Linked DNA regions of Homo sapiens: region 1 is linked to region 2. A link is a loop called in an ENCODE intact Hi-C map of the cell type or tissue named here. Cell type or tissue: HepG2. All regions are shown on one strand. Each heading gives the region's core, and the rest is flanking DNA. Links, peaks and the distances in the headings are about the cores only.

Region 1 (12,482 bases), core at 3,916-11,915, 350 kb before region 2:
TTTGAACACAACAGGAAAGGGCTGTTTAGTTTGCCCACACTCCTTTCCTGTCATGTCGTCCTTGCAGCCTACTCCACCTGCATTCCAGATCCCTCTCCTCCTTGGCTGATGCAAGCTGTTAATACCATGCAAAACTACAGCAGAGCTGGCCATCTAAAACCTCCTCTTTATATGCCCTGTGCAATCTAAAAAGACTCAGGCCGGGCGCGGTGGCTCACTCCTGTAATCCTGGTACTTTGGGAGGCCGAGGTGGGCAGATCACCTGAGGTCAGGAGTTCAAGACCAGCCTGGCCAACATGGTGAAACCCCGTCTCTACTACAAATACAAAATTTAGCCGGACATGGTGGCACATGCCTGTAATCCCAGCTACTTGGGAGGCAAAGGCAGGAGCATCTCTTGAACCCTGGAGGCAGAGGTGCAGTGAGCCAAGATTGCGGCTTGGCACTCCAGCCTGAGTGGCAGAGTGAGACTCCATCTCAAAAAAATAAATAAATAAATAAAATAAAAAGACTTTCACAATTTCAGTTAGGAAACATTTTTATATTTGGAAGCAAGATTTGACTCTGTGGTAATGAGTTGACTGTATTTTGAGATGTAGGACATTTTAGAAAGTGCCTAAGTCCTGGTCAGGCGCAGTGGCTCACACCTGTAATCCCAATACTTTGGGAGGCCCAGGCGGGAGGATCACGAGGTCAGGACATCGAGACCATCCTGGCTAACACGGTGAAACCCCGTTTCTACTAAAAATACAAAAAATTAGCTGGGTGTGGTGGCAGGTGCCTATAGTCCCAGCTACTTGGGAAGCTGAGGCAGGAGAATGGCGTGAACCAGGGAGGTGGAGCTTGCAGTGAGCCGAGATCGCGCCACTGCCCTCCAGCCTGGGCGACAGAGAGAGACTCTTGTCTCAAAAAAAAAAAAAAAAATAGAAAATACCTAAGTCCTAAAAAAAATTAATTTGAAGTCAAATCCACGTTTATGTGTTTAAGAGCAAGGGTAAGGAAACATTTAGCAGCTGAAACGTTATAAAATAAATGTGCTGTAAAGTCTCCATTGTAGTGATAATTATTTTGTAGTTAATAAAACTTACTTAATTAGTAGCTGGATAGTTGCTTATAAAATACTTTGGGATTTAGCTGTCATTGACTCATCTACTGATACTATGTTTTTCTTTTCTTTAGGTATCCGAAAGGCATTCATGTTGAGACTTTAGAAACTGAAAAGGTAACCCCAAGAATTATCTAGGGCTAACATTAAACACATCCATTGTTACACTGTTAGGGGTTTCTTTTTTTTTTCTTTTTTTTTTTCCCTCAGGGTCTTTCTCTGATTACCCAGGCTGGAGTGCAGTGGTTAGTCACGGCTCACTGCAGCCTTGACTTCCTGGGCTCAGGTGATCCTCCTACATCAGCCTCCCAAGCTGGGACTACAGGCTCGTGCCACCATGCTTGGCTAATTTTTTATATTTTTAGTAGAGACAGGGTTTCGCCCTGTTGCCCAGGCTAGTCTTGAACTCCTGGGCTCAAACAATTTGCCCGCCTCGGCCTCGCAGAGTGCTGGATTACAGGCCTGAGCTACCATGCTCAATCCTTAGTGTGCTGAAAGTCAGAATTTGTATCTTGTCTGTGCTTGTTATGAGCTAGGTAACCTAGGGTAAGTCATTTGATCTCTTTAAGCCTAATTTTCTTCTGTACATTGGGACTGAGCATGATAACGGTGATCTATACTTTCTCATAGCCTTTTTATGGTGATACCGTGGGTAAGTGGAAGTGATGCCTTGTAAACTTGAAAGTATACAAATATTAGTTTGTATTCTTACTATGGCAGAAAGCTATAATGGTACATGTGAAGAAATGGCTTCATGTTGCGTGGGCAGACAAAATTAAATTTTAGAATTTGGGTCGTAAGCACAGCTATTGTCCTGAGTACACAGGGTACACTGATAGAATTGTGATGGGAAGTGGGTGGCTAGTGGTGGGTTCCTTCTGCAGTTTTTCAATTTTATAATTTGTTGTTGCTGTTAAGTCAGGTATAAAATTAGAGATTAAATAAAGTAGAAAAATAATCTTGGTAGATAATTTATCTTTAGTGGACACAAAATATATGAGAAAGAAAGTACTAGTTATCTGACACTTTGGCAGAAAATCCAGAGTTTTTTCTTATGGTAATACAACATATATATGTAAGTTTTGTTAATGTTAATACAACATATACATTTTACTTTAAAACTCTTCAGAAGTCAATGTTCAAATGCAATATAACTTTTTTAGTATTTGTCATAGGAAATGTCTTATTCTCACAGTCTGTTGATATTTTTAACTGATGTCTGTTGGGTTGAATTAGTAAACCGTAGGAAAATGTCATGGAAACACAGAGACAAAATTTGGTTTGTAATGCATTAGCTCAACTTATGTTGGCATTTCAAAGTATTTTCTGTTGTATTTGGCTCATGAAAGACTACAGTGGCTGGGCATGGTGGCTCAGGCCTGTAATCCCAGCACTTTGGGAGGCTGAGATGAGCAGGTCATTTGAGCCCAGGAGTTTGAGACCAGCCTGGACAACATGGTGAAACTCCGTCTCTACTAAAAATATAAAAAGAAATTAGCCAGGCATAGTGGTACATGCCTGTAGTCCCAGCTACTCAGGAGGCTGAGGTGAGAGGATCATCTGAACCCAGAAATTTGAGGCTGCAGTGAGCTGTGATCATGCCACTGCACTCCAGCCTGAGCAATGGGAGTGATAACCTGTCACACATACAAAAAAAGTGTGCGGTTACAAAAATTACAACTTCTGGCTGGGTGTGGTGGCTCATGCCTGTAATCCCAGCACTTTGGGATGCCAAGGTGGGCAGATCACTTGAGGTCAGGAGTTTGAGACCAGCCTGGGCAACATGGTGAAACCCTGTCTCTACTACAAATACAAAAATTAGCTGGGCGTATTGGTGCGCACCTGTAATCTTGGCTACTCTGGAGGCTGAGGCAGGAGAATCACTTGAATCTGGGAGGCAGAGTTTGCAGTGAGCTGAGGTTGTGCCACTGCACTCCAGCTTGGGTGACAGAGTGAGACTGTCTCAAAAAAAAAATTCTAATGGCAGCAGAAATCTGAATTTTTTGGATTAAGTTGTCTCTAGAAAATTGTATATATCTGTGGCCAGGACCGTGGCTCACACCTGTAATCCCAGCACTTTGGGAGACTGAGGCGGGTGGATCACCTGAGGTGGGGAGTTTGAGACCAGCCTGACCAACATGGAGAAACTCCGTCTCTACTAAAAATACAAAAATTAGCCGGGTGTGGTGGCACAAGCCTGTAATCCCAGCTACTCGGGAGGCTAAGGTAAGATAATCGCTTGAACCCAGGAGGCGGAGTTTGCAGTGAGCTGAGATCATGCAATTGCACTCCAGCCTGAGCAACAAGAGCGAAACTCTGTCTCAAAAAAAAAGAAAAAGAAAAGAAAATTGTATATCTGCTTTATGTCTTTTAGAAGGAGCGATATATAGTTATCAGCAAAGTAGATGAAGAAGAACGCAAAAGAAGAGAGCAGCAGAAACATGCCAAAGAACAGGTAATTGGGCTATGTTAATTCTTGGGGGGTGAGAAATGGCAACATAAATATTGATTTATTCCTGTCTATTTCAGATCATATGTTGGATTCAATTTAATGAATAGTTTTCTTTCATAGAACAATGGAATTGGCAGAAAAACCTGGACTAGAATAAGGGGAAGTTAGATTTAAGCATGAGACGTAGCTAGCAAAGTGAGTCTGACGTCACTGATGACCAGTGTCTACTTAAACCAGTCCTGAAGAAAGTACTCTTGATTCTCATTTAGCTTGTGTCACTGAGTGTCACTATCCTTTAATACTGCAACGTCTAACTTCATGTATAGTTACTAGTTTTCCTTAAACCAAGTTCAGAGCACATGATCTGACAGATGAGGATGACATGCTTAGGTTGTACTGTTGGAACATCACCCTGCTTGCTGTGTGAAGAATGGTTTCGAGTGAGTAAGACTGGAGGCAGGAGACTAGTTAAGCTGTGGAGTAACCTAGCTAGGAGATGTTGGTGACCTGGCGTAGGATAGTGAGTAGCAGTGTAGATGGAATCTGGAGATACTTGGAAGGTAGAATCCATGGAATTTATGACTGAATGTGGGTGGTGGAGGAGGAAGGGGGAAGGAGGAAGATGCTCATGCCAGACATTTGCACAACGGGGTAGACTGCACTCCATTCACTTGGAGGGGTTGGCTGGAGTGACATCGGTTGGGGGAAAAGGTGGAGGAGAGAGGAGTGGGTTTGCATGTGGATGAATGTCATGCTCATATGTACATTAGGCAGGGTCACTCCTAATTGACTTAACCACAATGACCCACTTTGGGAGACAGCATATTACCTACACAGGGAAAGATTAGCAAGAGGTGCTGCCTGTGGTCCCTGTCCCACATACTAAAAAGGACAACGCAGAAACAAAAGGTGCCAGTTAGAGGCCAGGTGTGATGGCTCATGACTGTAATCGCAGCACTACTTTAGGAGGCTGAGGTGGGAGGATCACTTTGAGCTCAGTAGTTTGAGACCAGTCTGAGCAACATAGCGAAACCCCATCTCTACAAAAAATACAAAAAAAATTATCCAGGTGTGGTGACGTGCGCCTGTAGTCCTAGCTACTTGGGAGGCTGATGCTGGAGAATTGCTTGACCCCGGGAGGTGGAGGTTGCAGTTGCAGTGAGTTGAGATTATGCCACTGTACTCTAGCTTGGGTGACAGAGTGAGACCTTGTCTTAAAAAAAAAAGATACGAGATGATTGCAGCATGTGTTTTGTGATGTGGCTTCACTGAGGATGAGTTCTAGGCTGCAGCTCAGGGCTTTGATACTCTGCAGCTCTCTTCTGAGAGGGCGAGGCAGAGAGCCCCACACCTCCTCAGAACCCAGGAGGCAATGAGGAACTGTTTCATGACAGCCTCCCAGGAGTGACAGGGAAGGGGGTGGGAGCTGGCCTCATAGCAGCTCCTTAGAAGCCTCTGCCTCCCACCCTTCCCTCCTGATGTGTTGTGCCAAGACGCAGATGAGTCTGTGGCCAAGACGCAGATTAGCCTTTACCTGCATGGCCCGTTTTGATACATGCAAGGCCACCAGGGCACCATGGCATCCCCTAGAGTGGAAAAAGATGTTCCCCCAGAGTGGAAAAAGATGTTCCATTCTGGTTTTGACCTGATGAGGTTTCGAGTGTTTTTAGGACATGCAAGGGTGGATGTCCTCTTAGCAGGTTTGTCAGTGTTGAGCACAGGAGAGGGGTGAGGGCTAGGCATGATTGTCATTGGCAGAGAGACTGGGACTGGATCAGAGCAACTGCAGAGTACGTGAGGAATGAGAAGAGGACCTGGGGCTGAATCCTGAGGATCAACAGCATTTAAATGATAGGCAGAAGTCGACAAAATGTACCGGGAGATTATTGTGGTACACAGCCAAGGGAGGAGAGAAAAAGGGGCAGTCAGCAATGTCAGCTCCCATGTAGGGGTTAGTATTGAGACATGGCTGTTGGATTCAGCCCTGGCAGTAGTTTTTTAAACTATAATTAAAGCAATTTTTCCCTATCTCTACTAAAAGTGCAAAAAAATTAGCCGGGCGCAGTGGCATGTGCCTGCATTCCCAGCTACTCGGGAGGCTGAGGCAGGAGAATCGCTTGAACCCGGGAGGCGGAGGTTGCAGTGAGCCGAGATCACGCCACTGCACTCCAGCCTGGACAACAGAGTGAGACTCTGTCTCAAAAACAAAAAACAAAACCAAAAAAGCAATTTTTGTTTTTGTTTGAAATGGAGCCTTGCTTGCAGTGACATGATCTCGGCTCACTGCAACCTCCGCCTCCCGGGTTCAAGCGATTCTCCTGCCTCAGCCTCCCGAGTAGCTGGGATTACAGGTGCATGCCACTGCGTCCGGCTAATTTTTGTATTTTTAGTAGAGACGGGGTTTCGCCATGTTGGCCAGGCAGGTCTTGAACTCTTGACCTCAGGTGATCTGCCTGCCTCAGCCTGCCAAAGTGCTGGGATTACCAGCGTGAGCTACCATGCCTGACCCCCCCAAAAAAATTTTAATTGTGGTAAAATACACATAACAAAATTTATCATCTTAACTATTAAATGTATAGTTCAGTGACATCAAGTAGTTTAACATTGCTGTGCAATCATCACCACCATCCATCTCCAGAATTCTCTTCATCTTGCAAAACCGAAACTGTACTAATCAAGCAGCTCTCCATCTCCCACCCCTGACACCCAGCCCCTGGCAACCACTATTCTACTTACTGTCATATGAATTTGGTCACTCTGAGTACCTCATATAAGTACAGTATTTGTCCTCCTGTGACTGGCTTATTTCTCTTAGCATAGCAGCCTCAAGGTTCCCCATGTTATAGCATGTGTCAGAATTTCCTTCCTTTTTAAAGGCTGAATAATATTCCATTGTGTGGCTAGACCACATTTTGTTTATCCATTTGTTTGTGGACACCTGGGTTGCTTTTGACTATTGTGAATAATGCTCTTGTGAATTTAGGTATGCATATACCTATTTGAGTCCCTGCTTTCAATTCTTTGGGGTATATACCCAGAAATGGAATTGCTGGGTAATATGGGAATTCTTTTTGGGATGAGCCTCCATACTGTTTTCCTTAGCTGCTGCACTGTTTAACATTTTCATCAACGGCACACAGGTTCCAGTTTCTCTACATCCTTGCAAATACTTGTTAGTCTTGGGGTTAGTTTTTTGTTTGTTTGTTTGTTTTTTGAGATGGAGTTTCGCTCTTGTTGCCCAGGCTGGAGTGCAATGGTGCGATCTTGGCTTACAGCATGCAACCTCCGTCTCCCGGGTTCAAGCGATTCTCCTGCCTCAGCCTCTGGAATAGCTGGGATTACAGGCATGCACCACCACGTCCGGATAATTTTTTATTTTTAGTAGAGACAGGGTTTCACCATGTTGGTCAGGCTGGTCTCGAACTCCCGACCTCAAGTGATCCATCTGCCTCTGCCTCCCAAAGTGCTCGGATTACAGGCGTGAGCCACTTCACCCAGCCAGTGTTGGGGTTAGTTTTAAGGAGGTGAGCAATTTCAGTGAGCATGAAGCCAGAGGGCTGGGAACACCTGGGAGTTAAACTGGAGAAAGCAAGTTAGCTTTGATGAGACAAGTAGAAGGGGCAGTAGTCTGAGAGATCTTAGAGGAGGGGAGGGTTTTCAAGATAAGAGAGACACTGAGCCTCTTTCAACACTGCTGGAAAGAATATAGGAGAGAAGAAGGTGGGTGGGAGAATTTTGTAAAAATGTATTTTTCGAGGAAAAAAAATCAGGAATTATGAAAATACTTGATTTGATCAGTTAACTGCCAGATGGGTTTCCTCAGAATTGAATGTGTTACTGAGTTTAGCCTGCAGGTGGCAACTTTTTAAGTTACTGTTTTTAAGACACCTTGAAAGACTTGGAAATTTTAAAGAAGTCGGTGAAGTGATGGATAAACCCTAAGCATTGTTCTTTTAGTAACTAATGAATAATTTTCCATTTGTTCATTCTACTTTCTAAAATAGAAGAAAAGTATGTACGTAGATCATTTTAGATGCAAATGTTTGGGAAGATAGGCGCAAAGCACAGGAAACTAAAGCTATCTAACTTGATACAAAATTTCAGTGTCTTTTTTTTGGGGTAGTTTTTTAATTCACATAAGGAATATTTATACATCAATAATACATATGTATATATTTTTTTAATTAGGAGGAGCTGAATGATGCTGTGGGATTTTCTAGAGTCATTCACGCCATTGCTAATTCGGTAAGTGAGCCAGACTTTTTAGCAAGATTGCAGAACATACTATTTCAGGTGAAGTATCTAATTATCATTGCAGATTAATCATTTCATCTCCTTTAGAATGTTTACCTAGAACATTCTAAGAAGTTAGAACTTCATCAAGATAGACTGTTGTTATAATGCACTTGGTGAGGCATAATTGCTAAATTATATTCAAATCAATTTTCAGGGAGCCTTGCTTGAAAAATGCATAGGAGGGTTACACTATGTTGTCCTTATATGGCTACATGGAAACCAAGAGTTATTTTCAAAACCAGTAAGAAGTCGAAAAAGAAAGTAAGGAATAAGGGGAGAAACAATCAGATATTTGACTGAAGGTGTTTTGTTCCCTAAGTAGAAGAATCTAGAGGGTAAAAATAATGATGTCTTTGTTTAGTGCTACATAAGTGTAATTGAATCTTATTCTTAATAATATTTGATATGTTTTAAAAAGATATTGGCCATTTGTGTAAATGTGCTAGGGGACTCTATGATAGATATGATGGGTGTTTTTCCTTGCTTTGTGAGGCCTTTCTGAAAACAGGCGGCCGGGCATAGTGGCTCATGTCTGTAATCCCAGCACTTCGGGAGGCCGATAAGGATGGATTGCTTGAGCTCAGGAGTTCGAGACCAGCCTGGGAAATATGGGGAAACCCCATCTCTACCAAAAATACAAAAATTAGCCAGGTGTGGTGGTATATGCCTGTGGTTCCAGCTACTTGGGAGGCTGAGGTGGGAGGATCGCTGGAGCTCGGGAAGTCAAGGCTGCAGTGAGCTGTGATCACGCCATTGCACCCCAGCCTGGGTGACAGACAGACCCTGTCTCCAAAAAAAAAAAAAAAAAAAAAAAAGAAGAGGAGAAAGAAAACAGGCATCCGCATTTTACATAGGTAAACTAGGTCATGCTGCTGGTTGTTCTAGACAGCTTGCTTGGATGCTGAATTGCCTGTAGTCTAGGACATTCTCTTATTTGAGCAGTTGGCCTGGGAGAAGGAATCATCTTATACCTTAGATGCTGAACTTTGCATCAGGGAAGCTTTAAGGCCATAGAAACCCTCTCAAGGTTTCATGCTGTCTCACTGCCAGCTGCAGGCTTGTAAACACAGGGGCGCTGTAGGGAAGGCCCCTGCTGTCCTCATTCCGGGATAAACAGAGGTTTACAGAGCCTTGTAAAAGAAGAGGGTTGGCTCACGAGGACTTCTCTTGCTCAAGTAAGTGGGGCGATTAAAGTCGAATAGAAAGTTGGAAAGATCCGGAGAGAAACAATGCTGTGAGCCTCTTCAGCAGTGGCTGAGATTACAGGTATCCAGAAAAGCAGAGTTGAGTTTCTGGTTCCATTTGCTCATGTTGTGCACACCTAGCCAGCAGACTTCAGATAAGTGGTGGTTTTGATTGAGGCGGGCCCTAAAATTCAGAGATACGGAACATAAGTTGGTTTTGAGCTCTTTTGTAGCCGTCATGATAGTTCAGTCAGCTTTTCCAAGATTGGACATTTGTTTGTCTTATACACATTCGGATACCTTAGCTTGCTGTACCTGTTTTCTTTTCTCTGACATCTTTCTTCTACAGAATATTCATAACATGTTGCTGACCGTTGGTAGTCAACATCCCAAAGCATACTACCAAAAAGCCCTGTTTATTAGCGATCCGGACATTTAAAATTTTTGAGTCTTGAATGAAAGTTGACTAAAGTAAAATAAGATGCGTAAATCCCATACCTTAAATATATATATATATATATTTTTTGAGCCGGAGTCTCGCTCTGTTGTCCTGCTGGAGTGCAGTGGCGCAATCCTGGCTCACCACAACCTCCGCCTCTCGGGTTCAAGCAAGTCTCCTGCCTCAGCCTCCCAAGTAGCTGGGATTACAGGTGCCTGCTACCACGCCTGGCTAATTTCTGTATTTTTAGTTGAGACGGGCTTTCACCATGTTGGCCAGGCTGGCCTCGAACTCCTGACCTCAAGTAATCTGCCTTCTTCAGCCTCCCAAGATACTGGGTTTACAGGTGTGAGCCACCATGCCCGGCTGTATAACTTGGATACTTTTGAATGGTATTGATTGCTGTTTTGTCAGAAGTCCGCCAGTTGGAATTTGTCTCACATTTTCTCATGACTGATTTGAGGATATATGGTTTGGCAAGAATACCACAGAAATGATGGTTCATGATGTCGATCAATTTTTTTTTTTTTTTTGAGATGGAGTCTTGCTTTGTCGCCCACGCTGGAGCGCGGTGGCGCGATCTTGGCGTACTGCAAGCTCTGCCTCCTGGGTTCACGCCATTCTCCTGCCTCAGCCTCCTGAGTAGCTGGGACTACAGGCGCCTGCCACCACACCAGGCTAATTTTTTTGTATTTTTAGTAGAGACGGGGTTTCACCATGTTAGCCAGGATGGTCTCGGTCTCCTGACCTCGTGATCCGCCTGCCTTGGCCTCCCAAAATGCTGGGATTACAGGCGTGAGCCACCATTCTCTGCCCGTGATGTTGATCTTGATCGCTTGGTTAAGGTGGTGTTGGCTGGATTTGTGTTCTGTGAAATTAATTTTATAGTTAATAAGTTAACTATGTCATTAAATTATAGTTAAATTAACTATATAGTTTAACTTTATAGTTTATGAATATCTTGGGGGAGATACTTTGAGACCATGAAAATCCTGTTTTCCCTCAAACTTTGCCTACTAATATTATCGTCTATCAGCATATCTTGCCTGTAGCAGTTATTACTGTGGTATTCTAATGGCAAGTTTATATTTCCTTCGTCCTTTCTACATTTATTCTTGGAATTCTTCTATAAAGAAAAAAATGGGCTGGGCATGGTGGCTCACACCTGTAATCCCAGTACTTTGGGAGGCCAAGGGGGGCGGATCACTGGAGGTCGGGAGTTCGACACCAGCCTAACCAACATGGTGAAATACCATCTCTAATGAAAATACAAAAATTAGCTGAGCGTGGTGGCACACACCTGTAATCCCAGCTACTTGGGAGGCTGAGGCAGGAGAATCGCTTGAACCTAGGAGGCGGGGGTTGCAGTAACCTGAGATTGCACCATTGCACTGTAGCCTGGTGACAAAGTTGAGACCCTGTCTCGAAAAAAAAAAAAAAAGGAAAGAAAAAAATGTCCTTTTCCCCTGTTTATTTATGTATTTATTTAATTTTGAGACACAGTCTCTGTCTGTTCCCCAAGCTGGGAGTACACTGGCTCACTGCAGCCTCTACCTCCCGGGCTCAAGCGATCCTCCCTCCTCCTTAGCCTCCTGAGCAGCTGGGACTACAGGCATGCAGTACCACACGTGGATAATTTTATATATATATTTTTTTTGTGGAGAAGGGGTCTTCCTATGTTGTCCAGGCTGGTCTTGAACTCTTAGGCTCAAGCAGTCTCCCGCGCCTCAGCCTCCCAAAGTATTTGGATTATAGGCACGAGCCACCACACCCAGCCCTTTCCCTTGTTTATTTAATGGTTTTTATGTATATGTATGGACTCAGGGATTTTTTTTAATTATTAGTATTAATAATAATACTAGATTATTATCTAGGATTTTTACTGTTTACTTTGTTGCTTAAATTGTACCACCTTTGGCCATTGGAGCTTCTTTGACTTGGCTCCTGTGCCCTCTGAACAAGCCCCCCATCCTTTTCTGAGCACTTCTTTGCTTTCTGGTATTCTTGTAGTTTCTCTGGCTCAGCTATGGAATGAATGACTTCTCCACGGAGCTCTGGTTCCTCTTAATGGGGAATGATGTTTAGAAACCAAGATCTGGCCCTAGGTTACTGCTTCTGGCCCTAGGTGATATTATTGCTTCTAAGCCCTCTCACTGGACAGAACTAAGAACCATATGTATGTAGACCTAGGCATGTACACACACAGCTATATTTCTGTGTCTCTCTGTATATGTATGTGTGTGTGGATCTATATAAATGTGTATGTAGCTGGGCATGGTGGCTCAACCCTGTAATCCCACACTTAGGGAGGTCAAGGCAGGAGGACTGCTTCAGGCTAGTAGTTCAAGACCAGCCTGGGCAACATGGGAGACCCCCTCTCTACAAAAAATGTAAAAATTGGCTGGGTGTGGTGGCTCGCTCCTGTAATCCCAGCACTTTGAGAGGCCAAGGCGGGCAGATCACGTGAGGTCAGGAGTTTGAGACCAGCCTAGCCAACATGGTAAAACCCCGTCTCTACTGAAAATCCAAAAATTAGCTGGTGTGGTGGTGCCACCTGTAATCCCAGCTACTCAGGAGGCTGAGGCAGGAGAATCTCTTGAACCTGGAAGGCAGAGGTTGCAGTGAGCTGAGATTATGCCACCGCACTCCAGCCTGGGCAACAGAGCAAGACTGCATTTCAAAAAAAAAAATTAAAAAATTAGCCAGGAGTGGTGGCACATGCCTGTGGTCCCAGCTGTAGGGGAGGCTGAGGTGGGAGGATTGCTTGAGCATGGGAGTTTGAGGCTGCATTGAGCCATGATGGTGCCATTGCACTACAGCCTGGGCAACAGAGCGAGACCCTGTCTCTAAATAAATAAGTGTGTGTGTGTTTGTGTGTGTGTGCGCATGGGTGTATGCATGCCTTTATACTGATACCTCAGATTCCAGTACAATACCACGTGACTTATTTTTAGCTTCCTCTCTTTTCTTATTTGTGCCTTCTTTCTCAACAGTGAGAAATCCAGT
Region 2 (12,482 bases), core at 1,620-9,619:
TCCCAAGGTGTTGAGATTACAGGCGTGAGATGCCATGCCAGGCCTTTCTATTGATTTTTTTTTTTAAAAGCTATCTTGAATCTTTTAAATTGTTACTATAGATATGCAATACATATCCTTAACTTCTCATAGGCTACTTAATGTTGTACACTGAATAAAACATAGAGATCCTACAACCACACAGATCCACTCATTTCCTCCCCCATCCTTTATTAATTATTTTAAGTATTGTCTACACATGCTATACACTCCTCAAGACAGTGTTATCTTTGGTGATGAACTAACTCAATTTTTCTTTATCTGAAAATATCTTTAGTTCACTTTCATTCTTAAGGGATATTTTAACATGATAATAGAATTCTGGGTTGACAATCCCTTCCACTTCTTCCTCCCTAAAAACTTCTAAACGTGCTGTTGCACTCTTCCAGTTTTCATAGTTTTTGATGAAAGGTTGACATTAATCAATTAGTTGTTTGCTCTGTGTGAAATGTGTTTTTTCTCTTGATGCATTTAAGATTTTCTCTGTCTTGTCAACAATTTGACTGTGATGTGATTTATCCAGCTTGTTTATCGAGCATCTCAAAGCTATAAATTTGTCTTTCATCCTATTTGTGAACATGTCAGCCATTGTTTCTTCAAATATTTGCCTCTTCAGTTCTTTCTCTCTTCTTCTGGGACTTCTCTTCTACCTATGCTAGACTGTTTTGTTTGAATTATATAACAGGATTCTGGGCTGTGTTCACTTCACAATCTCTGTTATTCAGATTGGATAAGTTATGATCTATCTTCAGGTTCATGACATTTTTTCCCCTGCCATCTCCATTCTGGTAAGTTCATCTATATATTTTTTTCATTTCAGATACTGTACTTTTTTAGTTCTCAAATTTCCATTTAGTTGTTAAAAATCATTTCTGTATCCACATGGATCCCTTTTATTACAAGCATATTTCCTTTTCCATCACTGAGGACAGCTGTAATAGTAGTTGCTTTGAAAACCTTGCCCGCAAGTTCTAACATCGAGATGAGCTCAGGATTGGTCTCAGCCTTTTTCCTTTGAGATAGGTTACATTTTCCCAATTCTTTGTATGATGCATGTTATGGATAAATGTTATGGATGTTAAATTGTGGCAACTGTGAATTCTGCTGTTATTCTCAGATGAATGGTTTCTATTGTTTTAGCAAGCTATTAACTTGGTTAGACTTAAAACTTCAAAATGTTTCTTGGGTAGATGTTCCAATCTCACTTTAGATCTTTTGTCTTCAGCTGAGCTGCTAAGCGTCCATTCCACGCCTGTATGGCTTAGGGGTCAGCCAGAGATGTGGGCACACAGAATTTGGGGATCTCCTCTCTGGCTTTTTCCCTCTGGTTGCTCTCAATTCAGTTATCTGGATTTCCAGGCCATAAAGACTATGGCTTTTCTCCAGTAACCCTGCCACTTAGCTGGACCCCAGAGTAAAAGCAGCACAAAGAGGGAAATCATGCCACATCACTCCCTTCCTGAGTGTGGATTCCCCACCAGAGAATGACTGCTTCTATTTACTCTTCAATGCGTTCAGGTAGTTGCTTTTTGTTATGACCCACATTAATAGCTATTATCTGTGGGAAGATTGAACCGGTAGGGCCTTACTTAGCCACTCGTGGAATTGCAAGTCTGAGTAAATGTATTTAAACGAAGTTTGGTGCTCAATGGCATATAAGCAGGACCTACAGGTGGCTACTCATTTGAATAACCAAAAACCAGTGTAGAACCTCAGTCTATAAACAGGAACCTAGAGACATGTAAATACCAGAGATTCCAATCAGCTGTCTTAGGTTACAGTGGAAGATTCATCAAGTAAGCAGGACTTAGAAAGGATGGGTACTATCTTTTTGTTTTCTTAAAAACTGCAGTTAAGCTCTTGGCAATTCACTTCGTCTCTGCTCCCCTGTGAAGAGAATAGATGTCACTCCGAATGGACCATGAGGGAGGAGTGTAGTCCAGCACCACCTGTTTGACTTCTTATTGCAAATATTTGAACCCGTCTTTGAAATCTGACTTTTCCCTCACAGACAAGGGCCTTTGCTGAGTCTGTAACTAAGGGACATCTTACAACTCAAAGTTACGTTCCCTCGGTACTCAGGGAATACAAAGCAGCATGTGGTAGGTTCCACTTCCTCCAAGAGGCAGCCCCCTACGGGCCCTGAGCATCCCTGGATGTCCTTGGTGAGGGTGCCAAACTGACAAGGTCGCCTGGACTGAGCAGCTTCTGTAGATGCTCACTGAGGCAACCAAGTGGGTCAAGGAAGCGTAGGCATGACTGCATACTCCCTGGGTGAGGGACTGGCTTGTTTGCTGCTTGCTAGAAAAAGCACAGAGCCCTTGGCCCCACGTTCCTTAGGTGCAGCTTGACCCACTGCATACACAGCCACCATGTGGCCCCAACAAGTTACCCCATGGAACACGGGAGCGGGAGAACTGGTACAACTGCACTGATGTTCCTGCTGTTTGCCGTGGATAATAAACAGTACCGCTTGGATATTGTCTCTTGGTGTCCACCTTTAGCACCCATGGAGCGGTGTCAGGGCCACTCCTTGAATCCTCTATGAGGCTGGGGTTCTTCCCTCAAAGGTTAGTTTTAAGCTTTGACAGAAAGCTTTAGAGAGAAAGATTGGAGGAGTGTTTAGGGTAATGTATGACAAGTACTCTCATGACTGGGCACCCACCATGGGCCATATGCTTTTACAAATAGGAACCCTAACTTCTTCCATTGCTTGGTATGGTTGGGGCTACTTCTGTTTTATCAGTCAAACAAGGAAGGCTCAGAGGCCACATGGTCACCATGTGTGGTGAAACCAGGAGAACCTCAGATCTGTTACCTCCAAGTGCATTTGCTCAGTGTATGAGCAAAGTCATTTGGATGGGCTGGCCTGCTGGGGGCAGAGGTTGCTGGAGACCAGAGAGAGACCAAGTCAATTTAGGTGCTGGTGGCCTTGAATGTCAGCCAGGTGTAACAGTGATACCATGTGTCATTTTGATGCTGGCCTGACACATGGTGGCTTTAGAAAAGAAGGGACCTGTATAAAATGTGTCCTGGTCATAATCACATCTATCTCTAACATGACTGATGCCCCTACCCCAAAAGAAAAGTTAAGAGATAAACCCTTAATTTCTGAATAAACAGTAAATGCAGTTATACTGCTGCTGAAAGCTGTTTAAGGTCTTCATGATAAATGACATTTTGATTTTAAATAACCATGTAAAATACAAGGTTATTTTTGTATTTCTATTGAGGCAAGTCAGTTTCAGACAAGGGATTCTGTATAGGTCTGCTCGAGACTGAACGTGGGCACATCCACCATAGCCTTATGCACCATGACCGTGCCCTCACTTACCTCTGGCAGAGGGGCCTGTGTGCTGCGTGTCTGCTTGATGGCCTCCTCATAGCGGGGGGGATCTTTTGTCTTGGCGACTGGACTCCCAAATAGAGAGTGCTGGACGACAAATTGCTGGGGTGGCGGGGGTGAACTAGGCTGTGTCAAATAAAGGAGGAGTGCACATTACCTCTTGGCAATAAACCTCTCTTTTCCTGGCTAGACTCGGCTCTGCTGTTCTCTATGTAGTGGCCAAATCAGGGAATTCATGAGCAGGTTCTTTTAAGCACCTGTGAGGCTGACAGCACTGGTGGCCACCTTATGTGCGAACGATCATCTTCACTGTGATAATAGCTGAGCTCCTCCTTCACAAGTTATCACTGTATTTTCAACAATTTTATCCCATTAACATTAGTCACTCCAAGCCCAAAGCACTAGGCTTTGGAATGATTTGATGCCCCTGCGGCACTGTCACTGACACACAAGCCTCACAGGGTTACCTTGTTGGGTGTGTTAGGTCCATTTTGCAGGGATGGAAGCGGAGCATTTCTGGATTGAAGAACACTGTTGGAGGCCTTATTGATAAAGGGCTGCTGGACAGCTGGGGCAGGATGTCTCTGATATGGAAGAACTGTATTTGATGATGCTGAGTTTGTGAAAACCTGTAATGAATAAATGTTTCTCCATTAATTTGTTCTTTGGCTTTTCTTAATGAAGTAAAGAAAACCATGTTTTAGGACAGGGGTCAGCAAACTTTTTCTGTAAAGGGCTGCAGAGTATATAGCTTATGATTTGTGGGTCACCTGGCCTCTGTTGTTACCACTTGGCTCTGCCATTGCAGCCTGAAAGCAGCCACAGACAGTACATGGATAAATGGGTGTGGCTGTGTGCCAATAAAACTTTATCCATACAAACAGGTGGTGGGTTAGATTTGGCCCACAGGCCAGGGTTTGCTTACCCCTATTTTCGAGCATATGTGGTCCCTTTACGCAGTAACTTGCCTTTGATGGTGGTACAGACAGAGCTTTGTGGAAAAACAGTGCTTGCTCTTTATAATTCTCCTCTTAAATGATAGCTGAATTTCTTCTATTCCTCTCTAAGGTGGGCTCATCTACTCTCAAGTCTTTTTTTTTTTTTTTTTTTTTTTGAGACGGAGTCTTGCTGTGTCACCCAGGCTGGAGTGCAGTGGTGCGATCTCGGCTCACTGCAAGCTCCGCCTCCCAGGTTCACGCCATTCTCCTGCCTCAGCCTCCCAAGTAGCTGGGACTACAGGCGCCCGCCACCACACCCAACTAATTTTTTGTATTTTTAGTAGAGACGGGGTTTCACTGTTGTTAGCCAGGATGGTCTCAATCTCCTGACCTCGTGATCCACCCGCCTCGGCCTCCCAAAGTGCTGGGATTACAGGCTTGAGCCACCGCGCCCGGCCTACTCTCAAGTCTTCAATGGCCATGACTAAGCTAATAATCCCAAGCCACTGCTCTACTTCCAACCTTGCTCCCAGGCGTCAAAGCCACTTACATCATCATCTTAGGTATCTCAAATTTAAAATATTCCAAACGATTTTTCTCCTTTTTCCCATTACCCCCTGCCTCTCAGCTTCTGAGGGAAAATAATTCTTGGTTCTGCTTTTTTTAAAACTTAGGTAAATAGGACTATCAGTCAACTCTGCTTTCTCCCTCAGTGTTCACACATCTCAGCGACGCCGCTTGAATCTGCCTCTGCTCTCTGCTGTCCTGCGCCTGGCCTTCACTATCTATCACAGGGATTCTGCAGCAGCCTTGCGGCATAGACCCCCTGCCACAACGTGTTCTCAAGGCATGGCCCCTACCACACTCCTTGGCTCTCCTGATTTGGGTAAAACCCTAATCTTTGGCTGGCATGTAAGCTTCTTACTACCTGGCCCCCTTTCCATCCTACCTAAAACCTCAACCTGCTGTGGTCACACTCAATTTTCCAGTTTCTTGAAAATGTCTTCAAATACAAGCAAGGCCCCATGTAAAACTGGTCCCCTTTGGAGAGGCTGTTTTCTGTTCCAACAGGCAAAGGTGAGAACTTCTTGCTGTGGAACTCCAAAATGTTTTGTTTAGCACCTCCATCAAGAGCCACAAGTTTTAGGGTCTTTTACAAATATGTGGCCATACTGCTGATATTGTAACTGTATTTCATAGAACTTGGTTTGCTCAAAAATACTTAACACGTTCTATACCACTAATATTCTAAAAAACCTCTGTATTTCATAAGCAGGAAAGTCTATGTGTATATACCTCAAACAGTACAATCTCCATGGTGATGAGTTCTGTAAATATACTCCTATTTGAAAAAATTAATTTTCCTTAAATTTGGTAAAAAATTACTTCCTTTAAACTAGAAGTAATGATTCCTAATTCTAGTGTTTACAGACTTAGTGAAAAAGCCCTTATTTATCCTATCTACATATTATTTTTTCCTTTCCTCCCTAAAACAAATTGTCTTAACATTGGAACATTTACTAAGCTTTTAATTACACTAAAATGGTATTTCGAGCTTTCCCCAAACTCAGTAACATACAACCATGATTCCTCTCGCAGAGGAGATTCTGAAGCAGCACACGTGTTACATGTGACTGCAGCTGTCCCCAAAGCTGGTTTCACCCAGACAGTTCACACTATCCTGAGGCAGATCACAGGCACAACTCATTACCTGGGTTCTTTCATGTTGAAGAGTAAAACTCTGGGATTAATAATTTTCAAGGTTTAAAAGAGTAAGACCTATTTTTGAGGCATAAGATTTTTCTGGCAAGGAGATGTGCACATAGCTCCACCTACTGGCTACCGGGGAATGCGGGAGAATTTTTTTGGTAGTTATTTGTGTAGAGGACACTGAATCCTAGACCACCAACTTCATTTTAAAGATGAGGTAACTGACTCTCAGAGAAGGTAAGTGAATTCTGCATGAGGCCAAACACCTAGGCAATGGTGAACTGGAATTGATAAGACCTTCTGGGCTCTTAATCTGAGATGGCAAAGTCTTACAAATGTATTTCAAGATCTTACTCAGCATAAACATTTTGGGAGTATCTTTTTCATCTTCAAATACCTTTTCCAAGGGAACAGCATATCTTTTTTTCCACAGTATGTTTAATTTGAAAACATTTATTTTAAAATTCAGTAAATTTAATATATGAGGATTGAAAACAAATACTTTTGAAACTTTCCCTTGGAAAAGGGGTTAACTGCGAAGGCGAGCTATCTTTCAGTAATGAAAAGGTCTTTCTCCATTCCAAATAACTGGGAAATCTGCAGCCAAATGGCATCTGACCTAAGGCTCATTCTATGGGAGATGGATCACAGAAAAGAATGAACAGGAACTTCCCAGGGCGTTTACAAAGATGCTTGTTGAATGGATGATCGGAGGATGGTAAAAATCAGCGACATTCTATTGCTCCTTGGCATTTACAAACCTTTCTGACTTGTTGAGGCTGACTGAGCACATGCTGCGGGAACGTGTCTTGTGTCTGAGGTACAGTTGGGGCCAAGCCTGAGGCCAAGGCAGCAGTTGGTATTTGTGCAGCAGTTGCTATCTGAGGCTGAGTCTGCATTCCTGCTTGTGGTGAAGTCTAGGAGGTGAATTGAAAAAAACATCAATTTAATTGTCAGAATCAAAGTTAGAAATCAGAACTTAGGTGTAGAATCACTGGTCACTTGGGGATTGTATCTAAATGAAATAAGACCAAGGTTACAGATACACACTTCATCTGCACAGAAATCTGAACTTTAATGATTCTAAACCAGAGAGGGAAACATCAGACCAGTCACTGCATGCTCTTATTATTCCTAAGTAGCTAAGATTTTTCATTTGAAAATTTTGAGAAAATGGAAATGGAAATAATAAGAACCTAAGGCAGTTCTACACATAATAGCTCAGGTACTGTAATACTTGAATAACAGCAAGGCAACTCGTGAGACCTAACTGTCCCAATTGCTGCTTGCAAGCGGTGTGTGCATTCCCTAGGGAGAGCCAGCAATGGGGCCAGGGCGCCCTCAGACCCAAGGATAAAAACACGGTTCTCGTTTCTACTACAGCAATGGAAGATTTGGACCAAAAAATTTAAGGATTTATTATGGAATAGACTTTCAATTTCACAGATACCCTAAAGATAAAACAGAGGAATCAGAATTTTTGCATCTGCCAAAGGGTCTGTGGGCCCTGCCTCCTAACCACAGGGGTACGAGATGATTCCTCTCGCCTGTTTCAGGTATTTGGGTGTCGAGGCTGAGGAGCACTGCTTCAAATGGTTTCTTGTTCACTCGTGCTCCATGTTTGGTGAAAACTTACCAAAACTGCATGACACGGTAAATACATAGGTTATGTACGCACAAAAGGGAATTTCATGCTCATCAGTGTTTTCTCATCTCTTTCAATTACATCCTCACTCCTAAATTTGTGGTCATGTTTTCCTTAGTTTAGACATCTTCATATAAGCAGTGACTTTCAAGAACTAAATGTGGGAGGCAGAATATAAGAATGGGCATAAGAATAAAGGCTCTGCGGGCAGAACACCTGGGTTTAAATGCCAGCTCCATCCTTGGGGGAACTCCCTGAGTACTCCTAGGCCTCAGCGTCCTTATCCAGAGATGGGTGGTATCACTTAGATCTTCTAGGAGAAGGGAGGATTAAGTGAAGCCGGCCATTTAAAGTACTAGATGCTGTGCCTTGCCAGAAAGTGCTCAGCGGCAGACTATGATCACAATGATCACGTCACTGGTGTGTAAAAAAATGTCTGCATGGATGATACTGTGTTCATTCAAGGGAAAAGGTAACAGGACTAGAAAAGCATCCTGTGTTTTTTTCACTATATAAAAACAGTGCTAGATATTCAGATTTCTGAATAACCCTCTCACACATGCATACGTTTTCTCCGTGGGGTCTGCTCTGGACGCATTTATGGAAGAGCTCAGGTATGGTGCCTTCCTTAGCAGGGTTTGCATTCCATGCATGCTGTAAGGCAAAGTAGTTAGAAGACACACTTCACACCTGGAGTTTGAGGCTGCCTACAGGGAGTTGCACTGAGGTGACACTCGAGCCCTGGATGGACACTGGGAGCAGCAGCTGAGCAGTCTGCGTGGTCAGTAAAGCCTGGGGCTGAGCAACAACAGCAGGCGGTGGCTGTCCCTGGGAACTCACATAAAACTGCGAGACGACACTCTGCTGCTCTGCCTGGCCCACAGGGACCTCTTGCTTGATAACTACAGCCTTTTTGGCAACAAGGGTCTGGCCACCTGTAGAGACGGGCTGGCCTACAGCGTGGCTGGCTACTGGGATGGGCTGCCTGGAGCTGGAGCAGTCAGGGAGTGAGGCCTCATCTTTGATGGAGGAGCCAAGGCTGCCGTGCTTCTGATCTGACTTGACAGAATGACCTGGGGCACTGGGCTGGGCTTCCAGGGGCCGCTGCTGCTGCCCTCGTTTTTCAACCTCAAGTTGCATTTTCAGCACTTCCACGAGCTTCTGCTCTTGTTCCAGTTTCCTCTTCAGCTCTTCGATTTGCTTCTCTTTCTCCTGAAGCTTGCGATCCTTTTCGGCTGCATCCAGTTCCAGGTTTGACAGAGTGCTGCTGGTGGGACTCAGACTGTCTTCATTATTTGTCATTCTCAAAGGAGATGAACTCAAGAACTGTGAAGGCGACATCATGGTCATAATCTCGGTGAAAGTGTCTGCCATGTTTGTGTCATCAGTACTGAGACTGGACTGTTCGGAGGGAGATGGTGAAATGGGCAGAGGGGAATGAACATTTTCCACACGGGTTGCGTTGCTGGTTCCTGTAGGTGGCAATTCTGCCTTGAGAGTAGAGACTGAGCTAGTCACAGTGTTGTGTAGTGTTGTAACCGGCAAGGCCACAGTGACTTCTGGGTTACTGGTGACAATGGCTGATGATGACACTGCCACGATGCCCCCAGCAGCAAGGCCGCTGCTGTTCACTTCCTGGTAGGGTTTTAGGCGCTCAATGAGGTCCGGTTTGGTGCCTGACACTGGCAGACCCCTTAACTTCAGTTCTGTCTTCAGTTCTGATACCTGGAGGTACAAACAAAGCAGATATCTTAGTATTAGAGCTTTCTGGCAAATCTACAGTACGCTTTTGTGATGGGAAAGGTGCCTATGTCTGTCAGACAACTCTGCGTTACGGCACACCTGAAAGTAGAACTGGTTTTATATTTAAGCACACAGAAACAGATAACTACAGACTAGAAGCACTTGAGGAGCCAGTGATACGGTAAGGGTTTTTAGAGGGTAATTCCGCTTTTACGTCAAAGCAGAGAGATACTACCAGGAATTATGATGATGATACAGCTGCATTTATTGAGTAGTTGCCTTGTGCAAGACACTTTTGGAAATGCTCTACTCTTTCCACTCATCTTCACACGACCCCATGAGGTGTCCGTATCATTATTCTTCCCATTTTACAGATCGGGAGGCAAAGAAGAGAGAGGCTGAAGCACTCACTGAAGGTACCACAGATAATAGAAGGCTGAGCTGTGGTAGAAACCTAAAAAGGCTGGCCCTAGAGCTCATATTCTTAACTGTTACATTTTCCTGCTTTTCCCAAACTTGGCATTGAGCAGGGAAGAAAAAAATCACAGCCTCTGGAATCCAGCAGAACTGGTAGGTGCCTGCACAAGGTACACACTCAGTAAATGACAGTTATTGGTTGTTTTACAAGAAAACTTAGTGGAAGTAAAAAGAAAATACCTTTTATAAAGATTATCATATTGTTGGTAAAGTTGAATGTCTACTGAAAACTACTTAATGTCTGCTAGACAACGCTGGCAAATCATTTACATGTTTGTGGTACTTAGGGGTGAATAAGCTCCAGTTGCAATTGTCACCTTTAAGTCATCCAGGCTAGAAGGCAGAGGTCCTGGCTTTCTCACAGGAGTAGATGTATTCTGTCTTGGTGTGTTAGGTGTGGCATTGTTCAAAGCTGAATTCCCACTGTTACTATTTTTGTCATTGAGTGGCCTTCAAAAGAAAACAAAAATTAGAGTTTATAATAAAATAATTTCTAGATTTGACATTGCTTCTATTAACAATTTGACTAACTTATGAAGAGAAAAATACCATGGTTATGGATTGGAAGGCTGAATATTGTAAAGATGCCAATTACATTAGATCTCAATGAAATCCCTGCAGGTTTTGTTTGTTTGCTAGCGTGACGGAAATTTAGAAGGCGATTCTAAGCTTTATATGGAAATGCAAAGGACCAAGAATGGCCATGAATCCTTGAAGAAAAGCAAAGCTGGAAGAGTCACACCACCAGACATCAACACGTAATTAATGTGTGATGTTGCTGATACAGGGACAGAACAACAGGCAAATGAGAGAGCCCCAGCAAATCCAGAAACGGCCCTCTGCATACCCGGACCCTTGAGTTACCAAAAAGAGGACACTGTGATGTAGTGGAGAGAGGGCGGGACTTCAATGGTGCCATGCTACGTTGGAAATTCACACAGAAAAAAACATGGCTCTTGACTGGCCCCATCTCACCTTGTTCCCAAAATCTACATGTGAATTATGAAAATAAAGCTTTCAGAAAAACACTCAGGATAGTATCTTCATGGCCTTTGGGTAGACAAAGATTTCTTAAACAGCACATAAAAAGCACTAAGTAAAAGGGACATCTTTAAGACAGTGAAAAGTCAAGCCACAGTGCAGGACAACATATCTGTAATACATATTTCTGACAAAGACCTCATATCTAGAGTATATAAAAAGGTCTTTAAAATCAGTAAGAAAGAGACAGAAAACCCAGTGGAAAAGTGGGGGGAAAAATCTCAGATGTATCACAAGAATGTATATCCCAATGGTCAATAAATAAGTGAAAGATGATTCAACCTCATTAGGTATGTGGAAATTGCAAATCACAACAGAATAGCCCTGCATTTTCAGTGGAATTGATATAATGAGTAAGACTGATACCAAGTACCTGGGACAACCAGAACAATCACACACTGCTGGCAGAGCTGTGAATGATGCAACTACTTTGCAAAACTGTACTAAAGAAAAACATCTTTTCTTTGAAACTTTTCTTTCGTAGTACTAAAGGAAAACATCTGCCTATCCTATGATCCCACAATTCCATTCCTAGATAAGACATCTAACAGAAAGACACATGTATGTATGCCAAAAGACACAGACTATTTACTGTGGGGTTATTCCTAATAGCCCCAACTGGAAGCAACCCAACTACGCATCAAGAGTAAGCTGGATGGCTAAATTATGTTATAGTCAGTCACGAAATATTAAACAACAACAACAAAAATGAACTGCTATCAGCACCAACAAAGATGCACGTAGGTGTACTGTAAGATTGCGTGTATATGAAGTTCAAAAACAGGCAAAACTGCACTTTGGGAGGCTGAAGCGGGCAGATCATGAGGTCAGGAGATCGAGACCATCCTGGCTAACACGGTGAAACCCCGTCTCTACTTAAAAATACAAAAAATTAGCCAGGCGTGGTGGCGGGCGCCTGTAGCCCCAGCTACTCGGGAGGCTGAGGCAGGAGAATGGCGTGAACCCTGGAGGTGGTGTGAACCCGAGAGGCAGAGCTTGCAGTGAGCCGAGATTGCACCACTGCACTCCAGCCTGGGCGACAGAGTGAGACTCTGTCTCAAAAAAAAAAAAACCCAAAACAGGCAAAACTAATCTCTGGGGATAGAAGTCAGGATGATCATGGAAAAGGGAGACAAAGGGGGCTTTTGGGGTACTGAAAATGTTCTTGGTTTGGGTATTGGATACAGGAGTGTATTTATTTTTGCATCAATTTTCACTTATAATTTACGTACTTTTCTGTGTGTAAGTTATACTTCAATTTAAAAAGCTTACTTAAAAGAAGTTGGTGCATCACTTGTCAAATTCTACTACAGTTAGGTGCTTTGTACTAATTTCCCTAAACTTTCAGTATTAAAACGAGATCCCCACCTAACATCTTCCAACTGTGATACTCTTGGTAACAGTGGTGTTTCCTTTCTGGATGGTTGCTACCGTACAGCCGATTCCATTGCAGCTTCAGGCTTTATTATCACACAAAGCCTTGGTGCTGAAGCCAAGAGACTTGGAATTCCACATTCTGAAACAGGGATTTGAGGTGACAGTG

Evidence for each region. Hi-C counts contacts between places; a loop is a spot of excess contacts. Peaks named below come from ENCODE experiments on the same cell type or tissue, not always from the same donor. Only the 100,000 strongest peaks of a DNase experiment are listed, where the experiment ranks them.
Region 1: it touches region 2 in a loop (27-fold over the local background); 21 of 110 quality-filtered maps call a loop at or near these places.

The regions. Positions count from the first base shown.
Region 1 is chr16:14,595,224-14,607,705 of GRCh38, reverse strand. It overlaps PARN (poly(A)-specific ribonuclease), which reads left to right. Exons shown (of 24, transcript NM_002582.4): 10 at 1,180-1,222; 11 at 3,480-3,560; 12 at 7,746-7,802. It also overlaps the pseudogene RN7SL274P. Among named protein-coding and RNA genes, the nearest start is that of PARN, 29 kb to the left of the region's middle. In HepG2, for the core only: a CTCF peak has its summit at 7,406 (motif pointing right); no DNase peak of the experiment used is centred there.
Region 2 is chr16:14,243,394-14,255,875 of GRCh38, reverse strand. MRTFB (myocardin related transcription factor B) reads right to left here. Exons shown (of 17, transcript NM_001308142.2): 11 at 10,216-10,348; 12 at 8,369-9,403; 13 at 6,795-6,950; 14 at 3,853-4,014; 15 at 3,374-3,511. Among named protein-coding and RNA genes, the nearest start is that of TRT-CGT2-1, 36 kb to the left of the region's middle. RefSeq lists an enhancer at 9,518-10,717. In HepG2, for the core only: a CTCF peak has its summit at 6,156 (motif pointing left); a DNase peak (open chromatin) is centred at 6,155.